Regions from separate parts of the Homo sapiens genome. Here all the other regions are linked to region 2. Evidence: read pairs that join two places in POLR2A ChIA-PET (ENCODE). Cell type or tissue: Panc1. All regions are shown on one strand. Each heading gives the region's core, and the rest is flanking DNA. Links, peaks and the distances in the headings are about the cores only.

The links. Peaks named below come from ENCODE experiments on the same cell type or tissue, not always from the same donor. Only the 100,000 strongest peaks of a DNase experiment are listed, where the experiment ranks them.
Region 1: POLR2A ChIA-PET joins it to region 2 with 5 read pairs; 8 of 35 experiments call an interaction of 5 or more read pairs at or near these places.
Region 3: POLR2A ChIA-PET joins it to region 2 with 8 read pairs; 10 of 35 experiments call an interaction of 5 or more read pairs at or near these places.

Annotation. Positions count from the first base shown.
Region 1 is chr1:151,199,244-151,210,394 of GRCh38, reverse strand. The region is part of intron 1 of PIP5K1A (phosphatidylinositol-4-phosphate 5-kinase type 1 alpha); the gene reads right to left. Among named protein-coding and RNA genes, the nearest start is that of PIP5K1A, 6.3 kb to the right of the region's middle. In Panc1, for the core only: no CTCF peak of the experiment used is centred there; no DNase peak of the experiment used is centred there.
Region 2 is chr1:151,372,687-151,381,243 of GRCh38, reverse strand. SELENBP1 (selenium binding protein 1) reads left to right here and starts at 8,539. Exons shown (of 12, transcript NM_003944.4): 1 at 8,539-8,557. RefSeq lists an enhancer at 8,018-8,557. In Panc1, for the core only: no CTCF peak of the experiment used is centred there; no DNase peak of the experiment used is centred there.
Region 3 is chr1:151,425,269-151,436,419 of GRCh38, reverse strand. POGZ (pogo transposable element derived with ZNF domain) reads left to right here. Exons shown (of 19, transcript NM_015100.4): 4 at 5,579-5,754; 5 at 6,709-6,817; 6 at 8,007-8,297; 7 at 8,379-8,597. Among named protein-coding and RNA genes, the nearest start is that of POGZ, 29 kb to the left of the region's middle. In Panc1, for the core only: no CTCF peak of the experiment used is centred there; no DNase peak of the experiment used is centred there.

The DNA of each region.
Region 1 (11,151 bases), core at 2,800-7,799, 170 kb after region 2:
GCAATATGATGAGACTGTCTCTACTTAAGAAAAAAAAAAAAACAGCAGTGTGGTGGCCCATGCCTGTAATCCTGAGTAGGCTGAGGTGGGAGGATCACTTCAGCCCAGGAGTTTGAGGCTACAGTGAGCTATCATCATGCCATTGCACACCACCCTGGATGACAGAGTGAGATCCAGTCTCGAGGAAAAAAAAAAGTGGGGGGGCCGGGGAGGGCGGGCGCAGTGGCTCACACCTGTAATCCCAGCACTTTGGGAGGCGGAAGCAGGCAGATCACCTGAGGTCAGGAGTTCGAGACCAACCTGGCTAACATGGCAAAACCCCGTCTCTACTGAAAATACAAAAATTAGCCAGACACGGTGGCGGGCACCTATAATCCCAGCTACTCGAGAGGCAGAGGCACAAGAATCTCTTGAACCCAGGAGGCAGAGATTGCAGTGAGCTAAGATTGCACCACTGCACATCAATCAGCCTGGGCAACAGAGCAAGACTCCATCTCAGAAAAAAGAAAGAAAAAAAAATGCAGGCTAGTCGTGGTGACTCACGCCTGTAACTCCAGCATTTTGGAAGGCTGAGGTGGGCAGATCACGAGGTTAGGATTAGGAGTTCAAGACCAGCCTGGCCAACATGGTGAAACCCCGTCTCTACTAACAATACAGGCGGGGCACGGTGGCTCACACCTGTAATCCCAGCACTTTGGGAGGCTGAGGTGGGCGGATCACCTGAGGTCAGGAGTTCAAGACCAGCCTGACCAACATGGAGAAACCCCATCTCTACCAAAAATACAAAATTAGCCAGGTATGGTGGCGCATACCTGTAATCCCAGCTACTCAGGAGGCTGAGACAGGAGAATTGCTTGAACCTGGGAGGCAGAGGTTGCGGTGAGCAGAGATCATGCCATTGCACTCCAGCCTGGGCGACAAGAGCAAAACTCCATCTCAAAAAAAAAAAAAAAAAAATTAGCCAGGCATGGTGGCACGCGCCTGTAATCCCAGCTACTAGAGAGGCTAAGGCAGAATTGCTTGAACCCAGGAGGCGGAGGTTGCAGTGAGATGGCATCGTGCCACTGCACTCCAGCCTGGGCGACAGAGCAAGACTCTGTCTTGGGCGGGGGAAAGAAAAAAAGCAAGATCCCTTACAATATAATAGAACAAAAACAAAATCTACCCAGTTATTTGCTGGATTATCTGAGGCAATCTCTCTGGTCCTAGTTAACTTGGAATACTGAAAGACACTCTATACGCCTGCAGGTGGGAGACACAAATTGTTCTTCAACTGAAAATACTCTTGAAATGTCAACCTGCCTCCTGAGAAGTACTGCTGAACACATAGCTCTAAGGAAGTGTGTTCAAAAAAAAAAAAAGCGGCCAGGCGCAGTGGCTCACGCCTGTAATCCCAGCACCTTGGGAGGCCGAGGCAGGCAGATCACCAGGTCAGAAGATCGAGACCATCCTGGCTAACACGGTGAAACACCCCCACCAAAAAAAATACAAAAAGTTAGCCGGGCGTGGTAGCAGGCGCCTGTAGTCCCAGCTACTCGGGAGGCTGAGGCAAGAGAATGGCGTGAACCCAGGAGGCGGAGCTTGCAGTCAGCCGAGATTGCACCAGTGCACCCCAGCCTGGGCAACAGAGCAAGACTCCGTCTCCAAAAAAAAAAAAAAAAAAAAAAAAAAAAAAGCGTACCATTACAACATCCTTAATAATGACTGGATCAAGCAAATTAAGAAAACCAAGCCACGGCCGGACGCAGTGGCTCACACTTGTAATCCCAGCACTTTGGGAGGCTGAGGCAGGTGGATGCCAAAGTCAGGAGTTCGAGACCAGCCTGACCAACATGGTGAAACCCCGTCTCTACTAAAAATACAAAAATTAGCTGGGCGTGGTGGTGTGCGCCTGTAATCCCAGATACTCAGGAGGCTGAGGCAGGGGAATCGCTTGAAAGCGGGAAGTGGAGCTTGCAGTGACCCAAGATTGCACCACTGCACTCCAGCCTAGGCGACAGAGTGAGACTCCATCTCCAAAAAAAAAAAAAAAAGAAAAGAAAACCAAGCCACATTTCAGAGAAAAGCTAAATTTTGTTTCTTAGCTGGTGTAAATTTTTCCTAACGCTCTTCTAGGAAACAGTCAGAAGTGCAAGGATGTCCCTAGAAACAAAAGCTTGAAAGCAATTTGATCTACCAGTCCTGGGGTCACCTCAGCTAATAGCCAATTAAAAGCAGTATATCAAAGAATGAGCCAGCTGGGCCCGGTGGCTCACACCTGTAATCCCAGCACTTTGGGAGGCCAAGGCAGGTGGATCAGCTGAAGTTAGGAGTTCGAGAACAGCCTGACCCAACATGGAGAAACCCCATTTCTACTAAAAATACAAAAATTAGCCAGGCGTGGTGGCATGTGCCTGTAATCCCAGCTACTAGGGAAGCAGGGGAATCACTTGAACTCAGGAGGAGGAGGATGCAGTGAGCCAAGATCGCACCACTGCACTCCAGACTGGGCAGCAAGAGCGAAACTCTGTCTCAAAAAAAAAAAAAAGAAGGAGCAACATATTTATTAAGATTAATCTTGATGGCCAGGTGTGGTGCCTCATGCCCGTAATCATCCCAGCACTTTGGGAGGCCGATGCAGGCAGATCACGAGGTCAGGAGTTCAAGACCAGCCTGGCCAGCATGGTGAAACCCTGACTCTGCTAAAAATACAAAAATTAGCCAGGCGTGGTGGCGTGCGCCTGTAATCCCAGCTACTTGGGAGGCTGAGGAAGCAGAATCACTTGAACCTGGAAGACAGAGGTCACAGTGAGCCGAGATCACGCCACTGCACTCCAGCCTGAGGGACAGAGCGAGACTCCATCTCAAAAAAAAAAAAAAAGATTAATCTTGGTAACATACAGCCTTTATGCAACATCTTTACCTCAGTTTCCTAATTTGGAAAATGAGGGAGTTAAATTAAAATAACTCTACATTTCCCTCTAGTCAACTTTTGCTTCTAATCCTACAAACAAGTTTCATGGTTCTCAGACCTCAAATATGTATCCCTTGGCACAAAAACGTTCTTTGAAATTAAGAAAAAAATCCAAGTCCTTCCTTAAAAGACTTGGGTTTCCTGAATAAGCTACCCATGGCCAAGAGGCACTTGAAATTTTTGGCAGATAGCCACCTTCCAATTTTATTTCCAAATCTGGTTCTATCTTGAAACAGCAATGAATTCTGCTGGATTAAAATGAACATATTTCAGACCAGGCGCGGTGGCTCACGCCTGTAATCCCAGCACTTTGGGAGGCCAAGGCGGGCAGATCACTTGAGGTCAGGAGTTCAAGATCAGCCTGGCCAACATGGTGAAACCTCATCTCTACTAAAAATACAAAAATTAGCTAGGCATGTTGGTGTGTACCTGTAATCCCAGCTACTAGGGAGGCTAAGACAGGAGAATCGCTTGAACCCAGCAGGCGAAGGTTGCAGTGAGGGTCGCCTGAGGTCAGAAGTTCGAGACCAGCCTGGCGAACATGGCGAAACCCCGTCTCTACTAAAAATACAAAAATAGCCGGGAAGGTGGCTCACGCCTATAATCCCAGCACTTTGGGAGGCTGAGGTGGGCAGATCACCTGAGGTCAGGGGTTAGAGACCAGCCTGGCCAGCATGGTGAAACCCTGTCTCTACTGAAAGTACAAAAATTAGCCGGATGTGGTGGCACGTGCCTGTAGTCCCAGCTTCTTGGGAGGCTGAGGCTGGTGAATCGCTTCAACCCGGGAGGTGGAGGTTGCAGAGAGCTGAGATCCCACCACTGCACTCCAGCCTGGGCAAAAGAGTGAAACTCCGCCTCAAAAAACAAAACAAAACAAAACAAAAAAAGTATTAATATACTCTAATTAAATATCCTAAAAACAAACAAACAAGAACAAAAAACCCTCTTCTCATTCCCTCTCGCCAACTTCCTTTGCTCACCTCCCCTTTGCCCACCCCCAACCAATATCTCTAATCTTTTTGGACAGCTTATTCTGGATTACTTCCATATTGCTCAGTTAAGTATACAAGGTAAATAATAAGAATATGCTGAACTCCCTACAACAGACCTACCTTCCTCTCTTTTTGCCAATGTCTTCCTCAGATTCCAACAAGAGAGATTTTCCAGGAATTAGATATTTGTAAATTAATACATACTGAATACAACCATTACAAATAAACAGACTGAAATTTCACAGGAGAATAAAGAAAAATGGAGACAGTTTAAAAAGATGGAGGGGTTGAGGGAAAAAAGTTCACTTCAAATAGAAAACAGTAAAAGAATAAAAGCTTGTAGGAGATATGAACAAAACAGGATAAACATATGTCGAAATTAAATTCTCTGTTTAGATGGGAAAGGGCAGAGAAGTGAGGTGCAATAGGGGAAACGGGCTTCTTAGGGTTTCCTCTAGGAAACACCATCGGTGTTTCATTCAGTCTCTCTGGGCTGGGTATGGAGCACAGAAAAACAAAGATTCCCTCTCTACCTGGCCATCAGGAAAGAGTATATTCTTGAAGTACACTTTTGTCCTTGATCAAGGAAACCCAGTAAAAAGAAGAAAGAAAAATAAACTGATAAGTTTTCTTGTTCCCTTTTCTTTTTTTTGAGACGGAGTCTTGCTCTGTTGCCCTGGCTGGAGTGCAGTAGTGCACTCTAAGCTCACTGCAACCTCCGCCTCCTGGGTTCAAGTGATTCTCTTGACTCAGCCTCCCTAGCAGCTGGGATTACACGAGCACGCCACCACGTCTGACTAATTTTTGTATTTTTTGTAGAGACAGGGTTTCGCCAGGCTGGTCTGGAACTCCTGACCTCAGGTGATCCACCTGCCTTGGCCTCCCAAAGTGCTGGCATTACAGGCGTGAGTCACCATGCCCGGCTCTTGTTCCCTTCTTTACGTCAAGTAAGAATGCTCCAAAATTCTAGGAGAGAGGCCGGGCAGTAGCTCACGCCTGTAATCTCAGAACTTTGGGAAGCCAAGGCAGGAGGATCGCTTGAGGCCAGGAGTTCAAGGCCAGCCTGGCCAACATGGGGAAACCCCGCCTCTACTAAAAATACAAAAATTATCTGGGCGTGGTGGCGCACGCCTGTGATCCTAGTGACCTAGGAGGCTGAGGCAGGAGAATCGCTTGAACCTGGGAGGCAAGGGCTGCAGTGAGCCAAGATCGCACCACTGCACTACACTGGTCTGTAGCCTGGGCGACAGAGCAAGACTCTGTCTCAAAAAAATAATAAATAACATTCTAGGAGAGAACAATTTAAAGGATAAAATTACCACCTTCCCTCTCCCCAGTTTGCTAGCTGGCCTGGTATTATCTCTGTTGTTCACTTCACAGGCTATAGTTTCCACTTTATTATCCAAGAAAAACAGGCTAATAAAATATTTAATAGCTATTAGGTAGCACATATTTGAGCAAAGGTATTAATCAGAAGAGTTTTAAATTAACCTAAAAAAGCCCACAGACATTAATAAGCAAAACGTACTATTTTGATATTCAACGCTAACGTGTAAGTACACATTATCAATTAATATCAGAAACTGGATACCTATTAGACTAGTTAATTATAACTGACAATGGGCTTGAGTGTCATGGCAGAAATAAATCGATCAGAAGCAATGACATTCTGATGTCAGTTTTCTGGCAGAATATACCAAGGTGACAAAAGGAAAAAGGGGTGGGTGGAAAGTGTCAAAATCCCTATGGAGAGTAAACAGAAAAATATCTCCCTATTTATAAAATATCAACCAAAATGGCACCTGGTGATATTCTGACATTGTATTCTATGTTTGCATTTCTAAATTTCAGTTTATCATTCAACATGATCTAAACTGCTTTACTTTTCACTAAGAGGAAGAACTAGGAAAGAAATCAGCCTACAAATGGCTTACACTGTACACAACAGAACACAGATCAAAAAAACATCCACAGGCCGGGCGTGGCGGCTCACGCCTGTAATACCAGCACTTTGGGAGGCTGAAGTGGGCAGATCACCTGAGATCAGGAGTTTGAGACTAGCCTGGCCAACATGGCGAAACCCCGTCTCTACTAAAAATACAAAAATTAGCCGGGCGTGTTGGCGGGTGCCTGTAATCCCACCTACTCAGGAGGCAGAGGCAGGAGAATCACTCAAACCCCAGAGGCAGAGGTTACAGTGAGCCGAGATCGCGCCATTGCACTCCAACCAGGGCAACAAGAGCGAAACTCCATCTCAAAAAAATATATATATATATCAACAATAATCCCTACTACTGGAGTTAACAGATTACTGCAGGTTACAGGTAGGGCTCTGCTGGGAAGAACAAAGCAATCAGAATCACAGACTGATGAAGCTGTCCCTACTATAAAAGTCCCAAGCAAAAATGCTCCAATACTGTATCCTCTGGATCTCCCTGAGCCGTTAAGGGGGAGAAAAAGTCAGGTAAGCAGCTGTAAAGTTATGTCTAAATCATTTGTGCACATGATAAAATCATATAGGTGAGCGATGACCATTTTAAAAATGTTCTAGTCTGAAGCAAAAGGAACTACACAGCTCATGATTATCTAGGGTTTAAGTGCTTTTCTTTTTTCTTTTTTTTTTTTTTGAGACAGAGTCTCACTCTGTCTCCAGGATGGAGTACAGTGGCGTGATCTCAGCTCACTGCAACCCGCGCCTCCTGGGTTCCAGCAATTCTCCTGCCTCAGCCTTCCGAGTAGCTGGGACTACAGGAGTGTGCCACCATGACTAGCTAATTTTTGTATTTTTAGTAGAGACGGGGTTTCACCACGTTGGTTAGGATGGTCTCCATCTCTTGAGCTTGTGATCCGCCCACCTCGGCCTCCCAAAGTGCTGGGATTACAGGCGTGAGCTACTGCTCCTGGCCTTTTTTTTTTTTTTGAGATGGAGTTTCACTCTTGTCCCCCAGGCTGGAATGCAATGGTGTGATCTTGACTCATTGCAACCTCTGTCCCCCGGGTTCAAGCAATTCTCCTGCCTCAGCCTCCTGAGTAGCTGGGATTACAGGTGCCTGCCACCACACCCGGCTAATTTTTGTATTTTTAGCAGAGACAGGGTTTCACCATGTTGGCCAGGCTGGTCTCAAACTCCTGACCTCAGGTGATCCGCCTGCCTTGGCCTCCCAAAGTGCTGAGAATATAGGTGTGAGCCATTGTACCCAGCCTCAAGTGCTTTTCCTTGAGGAAGTCACACATGATTTTACTCCACAACTCTTATTTCATAGGAGCAGTGTACACCTTAGTATCCTATCCCTTCTAACCCAACCACTAACTTCAAATCAAGCCTCCAAGACAGAAATTCTTTACTCTCCTCATGGTGGTAAAAAGGGCATAAAGTAAGGCCAGCGGCGGCGGCTAAAGCCTGTATGTACCTCAGCACTTTGCAAGGCTGAGGCGAGAGGATCACCTGAGGTCAGGAGTTTGAGACCAGCCTGACTAACATGGTGAAATCTGATCTCTACTAAAATACAAAAATTAGCCAGACGTGGCAGGTGCCTGTAATCTCAGTTACTTGGGAAGCTGAAGCAGGAGAATCGCTTGAACTCTAGAGGCTGAGGCTGCAGTGAGCCAAGATTGCTCCACCGCACTCCAGCCTGGGCGACAGAGAGAGACTCCCTCTCAAAAAAAAAAAAAGACTTTACTGGCAGGGCATGGTGGCTCACGCCTGTAATCCCAGCACTATGGGAGCCCGAGATGGGTGGATCACCTGAGGTCAGGAGTTTGAGACCAGCCTGGCCAACATGGTGAAACCCTGTCTCTACTAAAATACAAAAATTAGTCAGATGTGGTGGCAGGTGCCTGTAATCTGTTACTTGGGAGGCTGAGCAGGCAACTCGCTTGAACCCGGGAGGCTGAGGCTGCAATGAGCCAAGATCACCCCACTGCACTCCAGCCTGGGTGACAAGAGCAAGAGTCCACCTAAAAAAAGAGAAAAAAGATTTTATTTGCGATTGGAAGAGAGTGTTTCTTTGTCTGCATGGTACCAGAGGAATTAGGAAGTTGGCAGGAACAAGTGATGGTTTATGATTTCCTGAATTGTTAAAGGCTAGAAGGCTGGCCCTGTAGAAATTCAAGAAGTGTGCGTGTCAACCACCCTAAAACCATTTACTGTTCTTAGCTGTTTAGCTGAACTCCACTTAAGTTTTGGTGAAACTCTGAAATCCTAAAGGACAATGTTCTCTGACAATGCTGAAAATGGATATAAAACAAAAATGTCATAGCCAAGGACATATTGACAGTTTTTGATAAGCCACTCACAACTTCTAGGCACTCCCAATCTTCTGGCATTTAAATTGGGAAGGAGAGGTTATTTAGGAGAGTTTGTTCCCTGCCAATATTAAAGATAGTTTCACCATTAAGCTGTCAGCTTTTACACTGTTGACAAGTGAAATACACAGAGTAAAGCAAACCATAAGCTCTAAGAGATGTTTAACTACTTTTGCTATTGGAGCAATTACCATGTTTGGATTTGGTGGAGGCCATTATAATCTTTCCATAGTCCATCAAGAGCTTGAAATTTAGCCACTTTTTGCCCCCTTTTTTTTGTTTTGAGACAGAGTCTTGCTCTGTCACCCAGACTGGAGTGCAGTGGTGTGATCTCGGCTCACTGCAACCTCTGCCTCCCGGGTTCAAGCAATTCTCCTGACTCAGCCTCCTAAGTAGCTGGGATTACAGGCCTGCGCCAACATGCCTGGCTAATTTTTTTGTATTTTTTAGTAGAGATGGGGTTTCACCATGTTGGCCAGGCTGGTCTCGAACTCCTGACCTTGCGATATGCCTGTAATCCCAGCATTTTTGGAGGCCGAAGTGGGCGGATTACTTGAGGTCAGGAGTTCAAGACTAGTCTGGCTGACATGATGAAACCCCATCACTACTAAAAACACAAAAAAATAAAATAGCCAGGCATGATGGCACATGCCTGTATTCCCAGCTACTTGGGAGACTGAGTCAGGAGACTCATTCGAAGCTGGGAGGCAGAGGTTGCAGTAAGCCAAGATGGCACCACTGCACTCCAGCCTGGGTGACAGAATGATACTCTGTCTCAAAAAAAAAACCACAAAAACATTTATACAATCTGTATTATTAACTGTTAGTGAGAGGATCTGACAGAAAACATAAAGACCTACAAAAATACCAAAGAGTACAAAGCAAACACCTGACTTAATAGTTGAGAAGTTTGTTTATGGACCATACACAACCCTTCTTCTTTCTGGGTTGGGGATTAGAGGGGAAGCAGGTTTCAAATTAAGGAGCTACTCTATTAAAAATAAAAACCCAGGTGGGGCACGGTGGCTCACGCCTATAATCCCAGCACTTTGGGAAGCCAAGGCGGGCGGATCACAGGGTCAGGAGATCGAGACCATCCTGGCTAACACGGTGAAACCCCGTCTCTACTAAAAATACAAAAAACAAAATTAGCCAGGCGTGGTGGTGGGCGCCTGTAGTCCCAGCTACTCGGGAGGCTGAGGCAAAAGAATGGCGTGAACCCGGGAGGCAGAGCTTGCAGTGAGCCGAGATGGCCCCACTGCACTCCAGCCTGGGCGACAGAGCGAGACTCCGTCTCAAAAATAAATAAATAAATAAATAAATAAATAAATACCCTGTCACTTTTACTTTATCCTATTTCATGCTTATAATGCAGCATGAGTTGTTCTGGTCCCCTAATACTTTTATAGGAAAGGTAAAAAATCCCCTCTCAACAAACTAAAAATAGAGATTTATTAAAAATAAATAAAACTGCAGCTTATTAAGAAGATATGTGTGACTAGATATTTCAGCATCTGAGCTGGAATGTGAAAGGTGGAAGGAACCCTATTCAGCAAATTCTAAACAGCAAAAACGCAACACCAGGCCTGAGGAAATACCAAAATCTCAAGCAAAGCATCCAACATCTGGCAGCGTCTATTCCAGTGTAGAAGCAGCAGTTACTGTGAAACACCAGACACTTCTGATGGAAGCGCTCAGTTTCTGACTCACCTCCCGCCCCCCCACCCGACACACATACACACACTTTCTCCCCTACACACAATCTACTGCTTTTCTTGTGAGCCTCCTCAGCCCTCCCTCAATCTTCATTCGTTTTTAACTATTAATACGCTGAGCTCTCTACATTAACCTGGCTCCATTCTCCAAATTCCAATCTCCTGATACAGCGTAAGCATTCTTCCAGTCCATTTTTCTATTATGCAATACTCCCCCACAACACTTACAGTCACCCCCCCACCCATCTTTCTTCTTCTCAGGCCTAATTTCCAAAACATCACTTCTCGCAGTCTCTACTGCAATTCAAGACTCCATTCCATCTTTCCCATCTGTTTTTAAGGTCTTTGACCTTAATTTCCTACATTCCTTAGACTCTCTTCAAAATTTCCATTCCTTCCCAAAGTTGGGCAGTTTAGAGTTGGGAATCACCAAAGGAATTAGTCTGAGAAAGTATGTATGTGTGTCTGTGTGCCTGTGCGGCCCTAAGGGTGGGGGTGCGAAGTGAGAAGGGGTGACACATTAGGGGGGAGTATCTGAGGGAAAAGATGGCTTCAACAACTCCCGCCCACCCAACAAAATTCACGATTCCCTACCTCTCCAGAAATCGAAAGCGTCCAATAACTTTTCGATATCTTTTAAGTCCCATGGCTTCTCTTCAACATTTTCATCCAATTAGCCCACAATCAACTTAGATTCCACCTGCCTCTCACACTAAGTAGTTCTCTCTACTTCTTAGGCCTCCATTTACTTTCTTAGTTTCTCTACTCCCTTCCGTTTCTCTTGTTTCCTACCGCAACTTCTTTTTTTTTTTTTTTGAGACAGGGTCTCACTCTCTCGCCCAGACTGGAGAGCAGTGGCCCAATCTCGGCTCACCGCAAGCTCTGCCTCCCAGGCTCAAGGGATTATCCTGCCTCAGCCTCCCAAGTAGCTGGGATTACAGATGCACGCCACTACTGTCCGGATAATTTTTGTATTTTTAGTAGGGACGAGATTTCTCTATGTTGGCCAGGCTCGTCTCGAACTTCTGACCTCAAATGATCCGCCCGCCAAGGCCTCCCAAAGTGCTGAGATTACAGGCGTGAGCCACCGCGCCGGGCCACCCTACCCCCACCTTCAATCTCCATCCGTCCTCCTCAAAGACAACCAAAGTTTTCGACAACTTCTTAATCAAACTTATCCTTTCCT
Region 2 (8,557 bases), core at 3,175-8,174:
ACTTTGTATGAGTTGCTTCCTCTTTCTATGCTGTAACTTCTTTATCTGTAAATTGGACATAATGAAAATACCCACTTCATAGGGATGTTGTAAACCCTGTATAAGTAAAGGCAGAACATGCAAATAGCTCAGAGAAGTACTTGGCACATGGAAAGCTTTTATATGAGGTGGATGTGGTTCATTTCTCTTTCTTTATCCCTAAGTACTTCGAACAGTACCATGTATTTAATAAATGATAGCTGTTGTTATTTTATTATTACAGTTTGGGTATCCCTTATCCAAACTGCTTGGGACCAGAAGTGTTCCAGATTTCAGATTTTTTTCAGATTTTGGAATACATATATATATATTAAAATATCTTGGGGATGGGACCCAAGTCTAAACGCAAATTTATTTGTGTTTCATAAACACCTTATACACATAGCCTGAAGGTAACTTTATACAATATTTTAAATAATTTGTACATGAAACAAAGTCTTGACTGTGACCCAACACGTGAGGTCAGGCACGCAATTTGCTACCTGTGGTGTCACACTGGTGCTCAAAACATTTCAGATTTTGGAGCATTTTGGATTTCAGATTTTCAGATTAAGGATGCTCAACCTGTACCTATATCTTTTTTCTTTTTTTTTTTTTTTTTTAGACAGAGTCTCCCTCTGTCGCCCCAGGCTGCAATGCAGTGGTGCAATTTTGGCTCGCTGCAACCTCCACCTCCCAGGTTCAAGTGATTCTCCTGCCTCAGCCTCCCAAGTAGCTGGGATTGCAGGTGTGTGCCACCACGCCAGGCTAATTCTTATACTTTTAGTAGAGACAGGGTTTTGCCATGTTGGCCAGGCTGGTCTCGAACTCTTGACCTCAGGGGATCCACCTGCCTCAGCCTCCCAAAGTGCTGGGATTACAGGCGTGAGCCACCGCCTCAACCTGTACCTGTTTCTTGCCTACTTGTGCAGGTATTTCCATGGGATTGCATCCTTGAAGTGAAATTCCTAGGTAAAACAGTATGCACAGTTTAACTTTTGTGAGGTATTGACAAATTGTTTTTGTTAGTAAGGCACCAATTGACACTCTCATTAGTCCTAAATGAGTGGTCCCTTTGCCGCATAGTCTCACCAATACAAGATTTTAACCTTTAAATTTTTTGCCCATCTTATAGGCAAAAATGTTACTGTATTCTTTCACTGTTTCAATTGTTTACACATGTATTTCAAACTTAATATAAAATTTTAAAAATATGATTGATACATAATGTGAAAAATAAAAATTGCTCCCTGTAATCCAATTCTTGAGGTAACCACTGTTAGCTACATTTGGCATGATAAGGGAAGCTTTATCTCTACAAATCCTTTTCTTTAGGTTTTTTTTTTTTTTTTTAAGCGGAGTCTTGCTCTGTCGCCCAGGGTGGAGTGCAGTGGCACGATCTCAGCTCACTGCAACCTCCACCTCCCGGGTTCATGCCATTCTCCTGCCTCAGATTCCCAAGTAGCTGGGACTACAGGCGCCTGCCACCATGCCCGGCTAATTTTTTTTTTTTTTTTTTTTTTTGTATTTTTAGTAGAGATGGGGTTTCGCTGTGTTAGCCAGGATGGTCTCGATCTCCTGACCTCGTGATCCGCCCGCCTCGGCCTCCCCAAGTCCTGGAATTACAGGAGTGAGCCACCACGCCCGGCCTACTTTTTTTTTTTTTTGAGACAGCGTCTCACTCTGCCACCCAGACCAGAGTGCAGTGGTGCAATCACAGCTCACTGCAGCCTCGACCTCCAGGGCTTAAACAATCTTCCCACCTCAGCACACCTTCCCCACCCCCGAAGTAGCTAGGACTACAGGAGCCTGCCAGGCCTAAATTGTTTTAATTTTTTGTAGAGACGGTGTCTCATTATGTTGCCCAGGCTGGTCACAAACCCCTGGGCTCAAGCAATCTGCCTGCCTCAGCCTCCCAAAATACTGACATCAATCATAAGCCAAATCCTTTTCTATGAACGTATAGATGGATGAATAAATAAATAAATATAAATTTAACTAGTTAAAACTATATAGCTTAATTTTTATGTAGTTTTAATTAAAATGAGGCTGGGCACAGTGGCTCACACCTGTAATCCCAGTACTTTGAGAGGCTGAGGCAGGCAGATCAAGACCAGCCTGGCCAACATGGCGAAACCCCATCTCTACTAAAAATACAAAAAAATTAGCCTGGCTTGGTGGTACATGCCTGTAATCTCAGCTACTTGGGAGGCTGAGGCAGAAGAATTGTTTGAACCCGGGAGGCGGAGGTTGTAGTGAGCCAGGATGGCACCACTGCACTCCAGCCTGGGTGACAGAGCGAGACTCTTGTCTCAAAAAATAAAAAATAAAATGAAATGAGATTATACTTTCTGGTTTCCCCCACCCCTCCACCGTATTTATTGATATCCTTCTGTGTTGGTATATAGAAAACTACACATTAAGGTGCTTGGTGTTTCATACTATGGATGTTCCATAATATATTTCACCATTCTGCTATTGGTTGTTTCCAACCTTTCACTATTAAGAACATTGTTGCAATGAACATCCTATATTTATATATTTATATACTTATTGATTTCCATAAGGTAGATCACTAGAAGTGGATTTCCATTTAAAATGTTGCTAGATGTTGCTAAATTTCCTTCTAAAAATGTTCCACCATTTTATAGTCTTGCCAGTAGAATACAGGAGTGGTCCTTTTCCCCACACTCCTTCTGATCCTGAATATTATCAATCTTTTTATTTTTGAAAATCATATCTTTTTGTTGCTTTAACCAGCATTTCTCTAATGGCTAATGAGACCAGGTATGTTTTCTTATGGTTATTAGCCATTTATATTGTATTTTCATATCCTTGGAATGTTTTTCTTTGTGTAATTTATCTTTTTCCAATTGATTTGTTAAAGATTACTGTATATTGGGAACAGCTATTATTTTCAGTTTAAGCCTTTTTAAACTTTGGTTTCTGAGCACCTTTTGAAAAGGTGAGAAAGGAAATCTGGGGCTCCCATATCCCACATAGCACTTTTAGCATTCCTGCACATGGACGTGACCCTGAGGAGATTGTAAAGGAAACCAGCCGGGTGGATATGATGCAAAAGAGACAGCAGATCCAGGATGGGCAGTGAAGCCCCTGCCCGGGCCTCCTCCCAATTCCATGTAGACCTGAGGCCATGTCTCCCAAAGTCTCTGGCCTCCTGTCCTTCTGGGACACTGGGAGAAGGATCCCCTAACTTCTTCTCAGGCAGCATTCAGGTGCTGAGGTGAGAAAGTGGAGGCCTGGGCTCCGCAAAGAAGGGGATTTGTTTCTGCCCGTCCTGAGCCTTAGTAGAGAAACTGTGACTCAGGGATATGACCCCAGGGACCAAAGATTCTTCCTGCCCCCAAATGGAAGGGCTTTTATTTTCCTTTGGAAATTTTATTTCAAGTATTGTAACATGTTCAAAATAGAAGCTTTATTAGGGGTTTGATGGCTTAATTTGGGCCATTAACCAAGACTGATGTAATTCTTTCTTCTCAGGACTCTTAAATGAATGGGTGCTAGCCAAGTGGGCCTCGTAAAGGTGGAGATTATTGCATGAAAGCCATTTTATGGCTCTTGTCTCAGTTCTTCTGGAGCCAGGCTTGGCACAGGAGAAAGGCTGGAGAGAGGGTGTTGGTGATGGCAAGCGTCACCTGTGTCCTTGTAACCAAAGTTGCTGCTACCTCTTCCAGTCTGCATAATTGGTTTTCAAACCCACCTCATCTTTTCTTCTTGTGCATTAAATGTGTAACAAGATACATAATTTCTGTTCTAGTCAGACCCTTCTTTTTCCTTTCCTTTCCTTTTTTTTTTTTTAGGAGATGAGAGTCTTGCTATGTTGTCCTGTCTGGACTCAAACTCCTGGGCTTGAGTGATCCTCCCACCTCAGCCTCCTGAATAGCTGGGACCACAGGTAATTTTTTTTTCATAGAGACGGGGTCTCCCTATGTTGCTCAGGCTGGTCTTGAACTCCCTGGCTCAAGCAATCCTCTTGCCTCAGCCTTTCAAAGTGCTGGGATTACAGGAGTGAGCCACCATACCCAATTCAGAATTCCTATTTTAAAGAGATATATTCTGAAACATTAAAGCAATGTTTCAAAAAAATTCAGGGTGGAGGGAGGCTACAGGCTAGGAGGCATAACTGAAACAAAATGGCTTATAATTTTTTTTTTTTTTTTTTTAGATGGAGCCTCCTCTGTCGCCCAGGCTGGAGTGCAGTGGCATGATCACAGCTTGCTGCAGCTTCCACCTCCCAGGCTCAAGTGATCCTCCTCCTTAGCCTCCCGAGTAGCTGGGACTGCAGGTGCACACCACCACACCTGGCTCATTTTTGTAATTTTTGTAGAGAAAGTGTTTCACTATGTTGCCCAGGCTGGTCTTGAACTCCTGAGCTCAAGGGATCCACCTGCCTCAGCCTCCCAAAGTGCTAGAATTACAAGTGTGAGCCACCTCACTGTTTATTCTTCCTTCTCTTTAAGCAATAGAGGTAAGGAGTCAAGACGATAACATTTGCTTTTTAAACACCTTCTGTCCCCAACCTTAGCATCTCCCTGGATATGATAGGCCCCCAGCCACTCTTCAGTGCTGCCCACTGGGACACAGGCTTCTGATAAAACTGAGTGGCGCTGCAGTACTAGGAGCTTAAAGGGTTACCACTCCAGAGACATTCACTGTAGCCAGGAGGTGAGAAGAGGCCATCTGGTAGTAACACAAAGAAATAAACTGCTATTGGTGAAGTTTCAAGCATCAATGGCAGGCCAAAGGGAGGATATTTCTGAGTGGATTGGCAGTGAGGAGAAAGTCCTCCAAGTGGTTCTCAAATCATGCTTTTTATAGACAGCCCTGGCAGAGGGCATTAAAAAAAATTATTTCAGCCGGGCGCGGTGGCTCACGCCTGTAATCCCAGCACTTTGGGAGGCCGAGGCAGGCAGATCACGAGGTCAGGAGATAGAGACCATCCTGGCTAACACGGTGAAACCCCGTCTCTACTAAAAATATGAAAAATTAGCCAGGCGTGGTGGCAGGCACCTGTAGTCCCAGCTACTCGAGAGGCTGAGGCATGAGGATGGCGTGAACCTAGGACATGGAACATGCAGTGAGCCAAGACCTTGCCACTGCACTCCAGCCTGGGTGACAGAGTGACGTTCCGTCTCAAAAAAAAAAATTATTTCTCTTCTCTGAGCCATGTTATTACCCTGAGCAGCAGGCTTTGAACTCACTGTCATTCAGAAACAGTGCATTAAGTGTGGGCAACGGAGTGAATTGGGAAAACTCTGTTTCCTGAATGTAAGATGAAGAAAAAGGCATTTACAGGCCAGACACGGTGGCTCACACCTGTAATCCCAGCACTTTGGGAGGCCAATGCGGGTAGATCACAAGGTCAGGAGTTTGAGACCAGCCTGGCCATATGGTGAAACCCCATCTCTATTAAAAAGTACAAAAATTAGCTGGGCGTGGTAGCATGCGCCTGTAGTCCCAGCTACTCAGGAGGCTGAGGCAGGAGAATCACTGGAACCTGGGAGGCGGAGGTTGCAGTGAACAGAGATCACGCCACTGCACTCCAGCCTGGCGACAGAGGGAGACTCTGTCTCAAAAAAAAAAAAAGAAAAGAAAGAAAAAGAAAAAGGCATTTAACCTCTCCAGCTGTGCCATGGGCGGAACCTGAGCTAATTGTTAGTGTGTAGGGCCCGGCATGGCGCCCGTCACCTCTAGTAGCAGGTTCTCAGTAAACGCTACTCCCTTCACATCTCCTACACATCCCTGAGGGTATGGAGTTGGTCTGTTAATATAAGGAGAAATGAGCAGAACAGGGCTCTGAAACTCTACTTAGCTGGTGAAAACTCCAACCTCTCCAGCCAGTCCTGCCTCAGACCTCCATGGGCTGCTACCTTTATGCCTTACAGGCATTTTGTGCACGTTTGTGCTTTTTGGTTTGTTTGTTTTAGTTCTTTTGTACTGTTTGTTTGCATATAATTCTGTACCCATACATACCAAGCAACCCCACCTAATGCTGCATCACCCCTACATTACCCTACTCCTTCACAGCACTTATCTGAAGTGATTTTATTTATTTGTGTATTTGCATGATTATCAGTCATCTCCCCTAAAAAGTCATCTCCATGAAGGTAGCAACTTTGCCCTGTTCACCACTTTGTCTACCATATCTGGCTCAAAAGAGGTGCTCCAGAGGGAAGGATAGGCAGCTGGTTGGGAGAGCTGTAGCTCAAAAGGGACCGGGGCCAGTCCTTCTCCCCAGCATGGGCCCTCACTGTGGCCCTCACCTGCACTGCATGTGACCTTCCATCCTTCCTTTCATCTTCCTTATAGTTTTTCTTTTAATATATTTATTTGAGCTTTTAGTTACAAAAGCAGTACTTATTATTTTTTTAAAAATCCAAAATTAACTTTGGGAGACCAAGGCAGATCACTTGAGCCCAAGAGTCTGAGACCAGTCTGGGCAACATAGTGAGACCCCCCATCTCTACAAAAAAAATTTAAAAATTATCCAGGTCAGCCAGGCACGGTGTCTCAGGCCTGTAATCCCAGCACTTTGGGAGGCGGAGGTGGGTGGATCACTTGAGGTCAGGAGTTCGAGACCAGCCTGTCCAACATGGTGAAACCCCGTCTCTACTAAAAATACAAAAATGAGCCAGGTATGGTTGTGGGCACCTGTAGTCCCAGCTACTCGGGAGGCTGAGGCAGGAGAATCGCCCCTCTACCTTTACTGCCTCCCTCTGTAGCCCAGATTAGGATAACTTCCCCAACCACCTGCTGGCTGTAGAGCAAGAGTTCAGGGAGAAAACCACAGGCAGAGGTGAGGGGTGCCATGGAGTTGCTGCAGAGACCAGCCAGGTCAGAGCTCAGGAGCATGAAAGAGGTAGTCAATGACAGACCACAACAAACAAAATAACAGCCTTTTTTTTTTTAAGTTAATGACTCAATAATTTTTTATGAGAAGGTGGGGATAAAGTTTCTTTCTCTTTCAGATCTTGGGTGGTGGACTAACCCAAGCCAAGAAGCCGGAGAATAGAGAGGAGGCAGGAGATGGAGACCTCAGGAGGAGGAAGAGGGGAGGGCCAGAGGGAAGGGTGAAGGCAGGGTGAGTGGAGGTAGTCAGGACAGGAGGAAGCTGGCAAAGACAAGGAAGCAGCCTTCAGGGCCTTCCCCGTGGGGCAGCTGCACACACAAGACTCTCTTTGATGCCTGGCAGGCTGATGGCACAATGGTGAGGATAATAGATGCAGGATGGAGCCAAGAGGGGTTGAGTGGCGCTGGGGATAAGAGAAGACCCTTGCCCCGGGCAGCCACAGGGAGTCTTCCTTGATGGGCACATGATCCCTCACTGATGGGAGCCAGGAAGACAGATACCCAATGCACCAAGGCCCAATTTTGCTCCCCTTCCCCCACTCTGGTTTGGAAACCCTGTATTCTACTTGCAATCTCAAGCCCAGACTTTATTCTTTTTCCTAGCCAATAAAAACTTCACCCCAGAGCTTTTATCCAAAGAGTATGAATATCTGGAATAAGAGGGCAATCTTAGGGAAGAAGTGACCCTGGCTGATGGGCCCACAGTCCCGGGTGCCCCTAAATGCTAAGAGACAGGTCCAAATACAAAGACGAGCATTTGGAGACACAGGAACACATACGTGCGCAGGCTTACACAAGCACATGCACAGCCACATAGCCACACACTACACATACACAAGCACTTATGCACATGTCCACACAGGCGTAGATACTCTAGCAAGCACATACTCACAGAGGCGCGCACACACACACACACACACACACAGGCGTAGATACTCTGGTAGGCACATACAGAGGCGCGCACACACACACACGCACAAATACACACAAGCACACTCACAGGCACATTCACACACGTGGAAATTCACACACAGGCACAGATACACACTCATGCAGGCACGTGCACGAGCAACACGCAGGTATACAGGAACACACACATGCCCAGACACACAAATCCACACACACCCAGGCACCCACTAAAGAGCACGAGCTGGTCAGGGGCAGCGGCTCACACCTGTGATCCCAGCACTTTGGGAGGCCGACACGGGTGGATCACCTGAGGTCAGGAGTTTGAGACCAGCCTGGCCAACATGGTGAAATCCCTTCTCTACTAAAAATACAAAATTGCTGGGCATGGTGGTGGGTGCCTGTAATCCCAGCTACTCGGGAGGATGAGGCAGGAGAATCACTTGAACCCAGGAGGCAGAGGTTGCAGTGAGCCGAGATCGCACCACTGCACTCCAGCCTGGGCAAGAGTGAGACCCTGTCTCTAAATAAATAAATAAATAAATAAAGCACAGGCTCCCACACATACACACTTAAACACATACACGCACACCCCATAATTCAAACACCAGTTGCCCTAGGCCACTTGAGAGTATCCTGGCCAGCTGCCCTGAGTAGTTTACTCTGGGCTACAGCCCGGGCCCTCCTCCTTCTCTGCCCCACCCCCAGCTGGTTGTATAAATTCCCTCCCTTCGCTCCTTCCCCGGAACAGCGGCCTCTGACA
Region 3 (11,151 bases), core at 5,364-10,363, 53 kb before region 2:
ATATTATATGATTCCATCTATATGAAATGTCTTGAATAGGCAAGTCCACAGAGAGAGAAATTAGATTCGTGGTTGCCAGGGGCTGGGAAGAGAAAAGAATGGGGAATAATTGCTAGGGGAAATGAGGTTTCTTTTGAGGGCGATGAATATGTTCTGGATCTAGGCCAGGCGCGGTGGCTCACGCCCGTAATCCTAGCACTTTGGGAAGCCAAGGCAGGCGGATCACCTGAGGTCAGGAGTTCGAGACCAGCCTGGCTAACATAGTGAAACCCTGTTTCTACTAAAAATATAAAAAACTAGCCGGGCATGGTGGCATGTGCCTGTAATCCCAGCTACTCGGGAGGCTGAAGCAGGAGAATTGCTTGAACCTGGGAGGCGGAGGTTACAGTGAGCCGAGATCACGCCACTGCACTCCAGCCTGGGCAACAAGAGCGAAACTCCATCTCAAAAAAAAAAAAAAAGAAAAGAAAATGTTCTGGAACTAAATAATGATGATGATGGTTGCACAGCCTTGGGAATATAAAAAAAAATCACTGAATTGTGTATTTTAAATGGGCAGTATGTGGATTATATCTCAAAGCTGGGTTTGGTTTTTTGTGTGTGTTTTGTTTTTAAGAAAGTATCAAGGCCAGGTGTGTGGCTTACACCTGTAATCCCAGCACTTTGGGAGGCCGAGGTGAGCAGAACATTTGAGGTCAGGAGTTCAAGACCAGCCTGACCAACATGGTGAAACCCCATCTCTACTAAAAATACAAAAAAATTAGGCGAGTGTGGTGGCATTTACCTGTAGTCCCAGCTACTTGGGAGGCTGAGGCAGGAGAATCGCTTGAACCTGAGAGGTGGAGGTTGCAGTGAGCTGAGATCACGTTACTGCACTCCAACTTGGGCTACAGAGCAAGACTCCATCTCAAAAAAAAAAAAGGAAAGTATCAGGAATAAAATTTTGGAATATTTTTACTATTCTGTTTGATGTTCTTTAGAATTTACTACTCAGTATTTTAAAATTATTCCTGTAGTTCTGACTCATCTTATGTTTGCACAGGAAAGAAACATTATGAGGTGAAATAAACTATTGCTTAATTCTGAGCTGTGAATGATGTGAATTTAATGTTATAAATTTCTTACAGTATAACTAATTATGGTTTTCAGTTCCTATTGTATTTAGCCCTCTATTTCTGGGCTTTAAGGGTATGGAAGTAAACTTAAAAGAATGAAGGAAGGCTGGGCGCAGTGGCTCACGCCTATAATCCTAGCACTTTGGGAGGCTTGAGGCGGGCAGATCGCCTGAGGTCAGAAGTTTGAGACTAGCATGGCCAAATAGTGAAACCCTGTCTCTGTTAAAAACTACAAAAATTAGCTGGGCATGGTGGTGGGCATCTGTATTCCTAGCTACTTGGGAGGCTGAGCAGAAGAACCACTTGAACCTAGGAGGCAGAGGTTGCAGTGAGCTGAGGTCATGCCATTCCAGCCTGGGTGACAGAGCAAAACTCCTTGTGAAAAAAAAAAAGAAAGAATGAAGGAAAAAAATCAAGAGAGAGCAAACTTAGAGGGAGAAAGTTAGTTGCATAATTCTTTGATTTATGTGCAAGGTGGGCAGATCACAAGGTCAGGAGATCAAGACCATCCTGGCCAACATGGTAAAACCCCGTCTCTACTAAAATACAAAAAAATGAGCTGGGCATGGTGGCATGTGCCTGTAGTCCCAGCTACTTGGGAGGCTGAGGCAGGGGAATCACTTGAACCCAGGAGGCAGAGGTTGCAGTGAGCCAAGATTGCACCATTGCACTCCACCCTGGTGACAGAGCAAGACTCTGTCTCAAAAAATAATGTGCTTGATACCATGTGATGTCTGAAGTATAGAAGAAAACTCATGGAATTAATTGTCACTGAGGTGGATTGTTTTATTTCATTTGTTTCTTAGGTTTTCTTTGTTTTGTTCAAGATGGGGTCTCACTTTGTCACCCAGGCTGGAGTGCAGTAGTGGCACGAACACAGCTGGCTCACTGCACCCTCCACCTCCCAGGCTCAAACGATCCTCCCACCTCGGCCCCCCAAGTAGCTGGGACTACAGGCACACACCACCATGCCTAGCTATTTTTCATTTTTTATTTTTGAGACTGAGACTCACACTGTTGCCCAGACTGGAGTGCAGTGGCACAATCTTGGCTCACTGAAGACCCCACCTGGGTTCAAGCAATTGTCATGCCTCAGTCACTCAGGTAGCTGGGATTACAGGTATATGCCACCATGCCCAGCTAACTTTTGTATTTTTAGTAGAGATGGGGGTTTCACCATGATGGCCAGGCTGGTCTCAAACTCTTGACCTCAAGTGATCTGCCTGCCTCGGCCTCCCAAAGTGCTGACATTATAGGCGTAAGCCACCACGCCTGGCCTTGTTTTGTTTTTGAGATGGGGGTCTCACTGTGTTGTCCAGGCTGGACTCGAACTCCTAGGCTCAAGTGATCCACCTGCTTCAGCCTCTCAAATAGCTGGGACTACGGGTGCATACCACTGCCCTAGTTTGGATAATCCTTTTAAAGGCTTTTTTTTTAAAGCACCAGAATTGTGATTGCCTGTTTCATCCTCTGGAAATAGAACCTTGTAAGACACTTGAATTGTCAGAATTCCTTTGAGCAAAGATTGCAGAAATCATTAAAATGCTTCTAAATAAGTAAGTATAATTTACCTAGTATGACTTTCCATAGTCTGGCTTTTGCTTTCCATTGCATTGTGAATCTAATCTGGTCTTAGAAAACCACTTTTTGATTGTACCATATTTTTGGGAAAATTCTTTTTTTTTTTTTTTTTTTTTTGAGACGGAATTTCGCTTATTGCTCAGACTGGAGTGCAGTGGCGCGATCTCGGCTCAATGCAACCTCTGCCTCCTGGGTTCAAGCAATACTCTTGCCTCAGCCTCCCGAGTAGCTGGGATTACAGGCATGCGCCACTACGCCTGGCTAGTTTTGTTATTTTTAGTAGAGACGGGATTTCTCCGTGTTGGTCAGGCTGGTCTCAAACTCCTGACTTCAGGTGATCCACCCACCTCAGCCTCCCAAAATGCTGGGATTACAGGCATGAGCCACCTTGCCCAGCCTTTTTGGAAAAATTCTAACAATCCACCAAAATTTAAACTTGACCCTGATATAAGAGAAAATATTTGCAGAAAATGCTGTTAAAATTCTTTATAATGGTATTTACGGGTTTCATGGAAACCTGGTCTGTCTTTAAGAGACTTGCTAATGCTGACTGATTTCCCATAAATGCAAAAAGCCTCCATCTTTCCCTTCTTGTATTTAATTGGGATGTTGAGCTAGTAATTATCTTAAGAATTTTTAGAATTAGGATAAATAAGAGATAATTTATTTTCTTTTGTCCTAGCAGTTAAAATAATGACTAAAAAATATAGACTTTTGCTTAGTCAATATTTTTCAACCATAAATTTCAAAAGGATAGAAAGAGATGGTTGGGGAACCTATAGATTAAAAGAGTTAGTTCATCAGTTGCACTTTGCAAACATTTTGTAACTGGATTCAGACAAATTACTTAAAAAATACAAGTAAATTTGAATTTTGACTGGGTATTTGATATTGAATAATTATTATAATGTTCAGGAGTTATGTTGGTATGATTCTTTTATCTTTTTTTGAAGTTCTTATGTAGAAGGTATATTTTGAAATACTTATAGATGATATGATCTAGAACTTGCTTTAAAGTGATATGGGAACTAGTAAGTATGTAGAAGGTATAGATGAAATAAGACTTGCCATACATTGATAATTATTGAAGCAGGGTGGTGGTTGCATAGGGGTTCACTATAGCGTTCCCTTTTTATGTATGTTTTAACTTCTCCATAATAAAACATTTAAAAATTTAAAAAACCCACCATAGATAAATTGCCAGTATAGTTTAACATGGATAGAACTTGCTGGAATTTTCTGTTTTATTTATCTATCTGCCTCTACAATCACTGGTCTTCTGGCTCAGTAACTGAGGGTCTAGTCTACTGATGAGCTCTCAGTTTCTGAGAGAGTATAAGATAAGCCACTGCTGGCCCATTAGTAGCCACCTACATACCTATTCCTTTGGTGGTCTAGCTTTGTAGTTAACTGTGGTGATATAACCTGCCAAGTGGAACATACATTTCAGAGGGGCCCATCCCATTCTGGTGATTTTGGGTAAAAAGTTGAGGCCATATTTTGCTTGACTCTTTGGTTTTTTGTTTCTTGTTGTTGTTGCTGTTGTTGTTGTTTTGAGACAGAGCCTTGCTCTGTCGCCCAGGCTGGAGTGCAGTGGCACAATGTTGGCTCACTGCAACCTCCGCCTCCCTGGTTCAAGCAATTCTCCTGCCTCAGCTTCCCAAGTAGCTGGAATTACAGGGATGCGCCACCATGCCTGGCTAATTGTTGTATTTTTAGTGGAGACAGCGTTTTGCTGTGTTGGCCAGGCTGGTCTTGAGCTCCTGGCCTCAAGTGATGTGCCTGCCTTGGCCTCCCAAAGTACTGGGATTAGAGGTGTGAGCCACCATGCCTGGCCTGCTTGACTCTTTGGCTTAGGTATATTGGCTCTCTGAAATTTTCTATCTGGTTTTGAGTATACTTTGTAAATCAGGAAACTTAGTATTGGTTTTTTCACCAAATGTCATGAAATAGGGGACTTAAAAATATTTATAAAATTTTTCACAAATGAAAAGAATTTAAGATATTTCAATAATAGCCCAGTTTATTAATATTTATTCATGAATGAATCATTATCTTCTGAAATCATGTCATTTTTACTTGGTGTGGGTTAGTTTTTGTCCAGGTCTTCTGATTATCACCCCTGATGACATAAAGAGAGGGCTACGGTAGGTAGCCTGTCAGTCTCTGGGTTCCCAGTGGTTGCTTAAAGAATCTTGCATTTCTCAGATTTAACTCACTAGGAAGAGAAACCATTCCTTAGATTCTGTGTGCTTGCTGAATTAATGTTTGTTGATGAATATTCTTTTTAAAAAATTAAGGGGGATTAGCTAACAAATTATCTTCTAATAAAATAGGTTTTACCTAGTTAAAATATGGAAAAAGACTTAACATATTTTGTTCTGCTGATTTGGTGGGGGAGATTATGTGTGGTCACTTAAATCATGAGAGTCAGGGTGCTAGCCACATAGAATTCTAATGTGTCTTTCATCCCCAGTGAAGACATATGGGTGAAGTGTTAGTGAACCTCCCCTACCCATCTGTTTTTCTGTTAGTTGTAGATTTGGGTGAAACTTAAATTTTTGGTGAGTTTGGTCACATTAAACCTGAGATGAGTGGCAGTCTTGGATATTTTGGCATATAGGACACCATTTCTGTTTCTAATAAAATGTGGATTTGTACTTGGGAGGCTGAGGTGGAAGAATCACCTGAGCCCAGGAACTTGAGGCTGCAGTGAGCCGTGACTGTGCCACTGTGCTCCAGCCTGGGTGACAGAGTGTGAGACCCTGTATCAAATAAAATAAAATAAAATAAAATAAAATAAAATAAAATAAAATAAAGTAAAATGTGGGTTTAACATTGTTTCTAACATTCCTTTTTTTTTTTCTTCCTTTACCCTTTAGCTGGCAATCCTTTGGTCCAGCAAGGTGGACAGCCACTCATCCTGACCCAGAATCCAGCCCCAGGTCTGGGCACAATGGTTACTCAACCAGTATTGAGGCCTGTTCAGGTCATGCAGAATGCCAATCATGTGACTAGTTCCCCTGTGGCCTCACAACCAATATTTATCACTACGCAGGTGAGTAGGACTCTGAATTCCAAGGTTGCTAGAGGAGAGAAAGACTATAAACCTCTGAAAACTCTGACTTAGGGTCTTTGGCGTCATTAGAAGTGGTTCTAAGTCTTGTCTTTTGACCTGGCTTTCTCTTTTACTGTTCTGTAATTTGATGCCAACTGTGGAAAGCCCAGCATAGTATGGCTGGGTAATATCTTCTTTAAACCCCTTAGAAGTTTATTAAGTGATTTGATTAAAGTCTAGGCAGAAATAGTGGGAAAACTTGAATTAGGAAGCCTTAACGCTTGGCTCTTGAGGCTTTTCACCCTTTGCGTGGACTGCTCCTCTTCACATGGGATGAATTAGTTAACTTTTGGAGATGTATGTATGTAATTGGTGGAGTTCATGGAGACCTTTGGGAGACAAGGAAGATGACTTATTTGATATATAATGTGTTGAATTGAAGTTGAAAGCCTAATTCTGAATATGGATTCTAAAGGCAAATGCTTCTCTTTGCCTGTGGCTTCCTGAGTTGTAAATTCTTATGAATTTGCCAAAGGTTTATGGCCTTTGAAGTAGACTTTGGGAACAATTTTTTAGGATTGTTTGTATGTTGAATCACTCCAGTGAACATTGCTCTTCCCCCTGCCCCCCACCCCCACTTCTGTTCATTTAGCACTTTAGGGAGCCAGTCTGTTGATGAGGTTTTTTTAAGCCGATGCTCTCTTAAGTCAGGAAATAGGTTTTCATTTTTGCTCATGTGTACCAAAGCTTGTTCTCTAATTTTGATATTTTGTCTCTCAAAAGTTTGCCAGAATTTCCTAAATTTTTCCCTCTCAGTCATTTGAAACCTCTAATTCTAGAGAAAGAACCATTAAGTAAGAGTATGGGAATTTTTTTTTGGATGTAGGTCATACTGCAATCTTTGTCAGTGTTAATTGGTCTCCATGTTAAAGATCATTTTGCTTTTTAATACAGGGATTTCCTGTAAGGAATGTCCGGCCTGTACAAAATGCAATGAATCAGGTTGGGATTGTGCTGAACGTACAGCAAGGCCAAACGGTTAGACCAATTACACTAGTTCCAGGTAAGGAAAAATGTCTATCCATTTGGAATAAACTGGCATCCAGAAGATTTGTTTTTATTGTTCTAAATATCCTAAGTCATTTAGTAAGTACATTTAAAGAAAATCTAAAAATATAAAAATATTAATGATTTAAGCCCAATTTTAAAAAATCTGCTTCTAACCTTTGGCCAGGGTGGTGGTTTTATTTATTTCTGTTTAGCTTTTCACCACCCTTCATCAAGTAGTAAAACAGAGTTTACAGTCATTTTTCTGTAACTGGTATTTAGTCAGCTATTAAGACTATGTTATTAATGCAAACTCATAAATTCTACACTCCTTACACATCTCCTCATTTGCACGGTGGGATTATAAACTTTGTTTTAATTTTATAGCATAGATTTTAGATATAAACAAATGACATTCCTTTTATGGATAAATACTGTCAATGACTAGATAGTTTTTTTTTTTAAGATTCTGCTAGATAGTTTTTTTTTTTTTTAAGATTCTGAGAAGGATAATTTTTTTAAAATCTTAGAATTTTCCATTGCTCTATTTAGCATGTATAAGTTTACTACAATTCAGACCAAAAAAGAGTATCTTAATTTAGCTATTTGTAAGGGTACCTCTGTAGCTTGTCTTCCTAAGGTTTTGTTTTTTGTTCTCGTAGCCCATAGGGGTTTAAGTCTGACCAGCTTACCCTGGCATTTCTTTATTTTTCTCAGTGGAATTGTCTACAGTTGAGCCAGGAGACATTCCTCTTTGGGACATCCTAGTAGAATGGCATAGTCTGTCTTCTGAGTTGATAGAAGAGGATGGAAGACTCCTTTAGTACTCTGAGAAAGACTGATTTCTTTTTTCAGGACCAGGTTTGCCATTTGGCCTATATACACCCATATTGCTTCCCACTCTTTTCTTCCAGTACCGAGGTCAAGCCACTGATTGTATTCTTAGAATTAAAAAGGCAGTGTGATAAGGTGTTTTAGGAGGAGTTGATGGGAGTCTTATTTAACTTAATGTTTTTAGGCTGCCCAGGTTATTTTGTCAACATGGACACCTTGTGCTTTCTTAGTCTTTAGAATCTATACTCCTCTTGGAAACCTCTGATGATCATCCATCAGTTTGGGGAAATAATCTTTCCAGTAAAGGCAGGGAGAATGTGTTATAGGTGAGCTCACTGACCAAGATCTGGTACTTTGTCTCTCTTTTAAAGCCCCAGGTACCCAGTTTGTTAAGCCGACAGTTGGAGTTCCACAAGTGTTCTCCCAGATGACCCCTGTGAGGCCAGGCTCCACAATGCCTGTGAGGCCCACCACCAACACCTTCACCACCGTCATCCCGGCCACTCTTACCATTCGAAGCACCGTCCCACAGTCCCAGTCCCAGCAGACCAAGTCCACTCCCAGCACTTCTACCACTCCCACTGCCACACAGCCAACCTCACTGGGGCAACTAGCTGTTCAGTCTCCAGGCCAGTCAAACCAGACCACGAATCCCAAGCTAGGTAAGGCTTCGGAAGAGGAGATGGCAGAGCCAGGTTGGGATGGTGGGTGGAGAACAGATGATTATCACTTGGTCACCGTAGCTCCCTCCTTCCCCTCTCCACCTGCAGTGAGCATTGCCAGCTTTGTCACTGTGAAGCGACCTGGTGTTACAGGCGAAAATAGCAATGAAGTGGCCAAATTGGTGAATACCCTTAACACCATCCCTTCCCTGGGCCAGAGTCCTGGGCCAGTGGTGGTGTCCAACAACAGCTCTGCTCATGGCTCTCAAAGAACCAGCGGACCTGAGTCTTCAATGAAAGGTACAATAACCTGAAAGACTCTGAGCAGCCAGTCATTCAAAAACATTAATAAAGTGTTTGTTGTATCAGAGCTTTATACTCAGAAATAGAAAAATAAAATAAAATACAGCTGCTGTAGTTTGTTCTTACAGAAACTTTAGTAAGGAGAAAGCCACTTACAAAAAGTGTAACTGAATCAGCTCCAAGAAATTATGTGTGTAATTGTGCTTTGGAGATTAGTGAAATTGATTGATTAAAGATGGGTGAGATAATGAAAGATAACTTCATGGAAGAGATGGATTTCTGAGCAAGGTTTTAAAGTTAGGATTTGGTAGAGAGATCTTCAGGTTGAGAATGATGAGCATGAGGGTTTTCAGTGGTCTAGAGCAGGGGTCGGCAAATGTTTTCTGTAAAGGGCCTAGTAGTAAAGTTGTAGGCTTTGTGCACAATATATAGCCTCTGTTGCAGCTATTAACTGTGCTGTTGTGGTGGGGAAGCAGCCACAGATACATAAACGAATGAGCATGGCTGTGCTCCACTAAAAACTATTTATGGACTCTGAAATTTAAGTTTCATAAAATTTTCATGTGTCGAAAAGTTTTATTCTTTTATTTCAACCATTTAAAAATAAAAACCGCAAGGTATAGTGGCTCACACCTCATCCCAGCATTATGGGAGGCCAAGACGGGAGGATCACTTGAGCCTAGGAGTTTGAGACCAGCCTGGGCAACATGGTGAGATCCCATCTCTACAAAAAAAAAAAAAAAAAAGATTAGCCAGGCGTGGTGGTGTATGTCTGCAGTCCTCGCTACTCAGAAGTCTGAGGTGAGAGGATGGCTTGGGCTTGAACCCAGAAGGTTGAGCCTGCAGTGAGCCATGAGCATGCCACTGCAACAGAACGACACCCTGTCTCAAAAAAAGTAAAAACCTTTAAAACATGGTGTTGGGAAAACTAGATATCCATGTCCAAAAGAAGTTGGATCTTACCTTACAATAAATACAAAAATTAACTCAAAATGGATCAAAGACCTAAATGAACTAAAACTATAAGACTCTTAGAAAAATTATAGGACAAAAAGCTTCATGATACTGGATTTGACAGTGATTACTATTTCTTGGATATGACACCAAAAGCATACGCAAGAAAAGAAAAAATGAGTAAATTAAATTATATCAAAATTTAAAACTTTTGTGCAGGACGTTGTCAACACAGTGAAAAGGGAAGCCACAGAATGGGAGAAAATATTTGCAAATTATGTATCTAATAAGGGGTTAATATCCAGAATATATAAAGAATTTGTGCAGTTCAACAACAAAAAAACTCCCAAACAACCTTTTTAAAAAATAGACAAAGGACTCGCTGGTCGTGGTGGTTCATGCCTGTAATCCCAGCACTTTGAGAGGCCAAGGCAGGTGGATCACGAGGTCAGGAGTCCAAGACCAGCCTGACCAATAATGGTGAAACCCCGTCTATACTAAAAATACAAAAATTAGCCAGGCGTGGTGGTGTGTGCCTGTATTCCCAGCTGCTCGGGAGGCTGAGACACAAGAATTGCTTGAACCTGGAAGGCAGAGGTTGTGGTGAGTCGAGATTGTGCCACTGCACTCCAGTCTGGGCAACAGAGAAAGACCCCATCTCAAAAAAAAAAAAAAAAGTAGGAAAGTAGGCAAAGGACTGAATAGACCTTTCTCCAAAGAAAGTTATTGCCAATAAGCTCATGAAAAGGTGCTCAGTGTTATTAATCATTATGGAAATGCAAATCAAAACCACAATGAGGTACCGTCTCACTCCCATTAGGATGGCTACTATCAAAGAACCATAAAATAACAAATATTGTTGAGGATGTGGAGAAAGCAGAACCCTTACGCACTGTTGGTGGAAATGTAAAATTATGCAGCCACTTTGGAAACAGTATGGTGGTTCCTCAAAAAGTTAAAAATGATAGAATTGTTGTATGCTCCAGGAATTCCATTCTATACCCAAAAGAATTGAAAGCAGGGACTAGAACAGGTATTTGTACACCTATGTTCATTGCAACATTATTCACAATAGCTGAAAGGTGAAAGCAACACAGAGGTCCATCAACTGATAAAGGGATAAATAAAATGTGGTATTCACATACAATGGTATATTGTTCAGGCTTAAGAAAGGAAATTCTGCTACAACATGTGCTGCAACATGGTTGAACCTTGAGGACATTATGTTAAAGTGAAATAGGCTAGTCACAAAAGGACAAGTACCATATGATTCCACTTACTTGAGGTACCTAGAGTAGTCAAATTCATAGAGACAAAGTTGAATTGTGGTTGCCGGGGTGGAGGCGAGGGGAGAATGGTGAGGAGGTTTTTATTGGATATAGCTTCAGTTCTGCAAGATTAAAAAAAACAAAAACCTTAACAAAAAAATCACATACAAATTATTCTTAGCTTATGGGCCAAACAGAAACTGGTAGCTGGGCTGGATTTGATCTGTGTGCTGTGGTTTGCTGACCCCTGGCCTAGAGTTAGAACAGTAAAAGGAAGCCTCAAACATAGTGATCTTGAGCCCAGGGAGGTCAAGGCTGCAGTGAGCTGT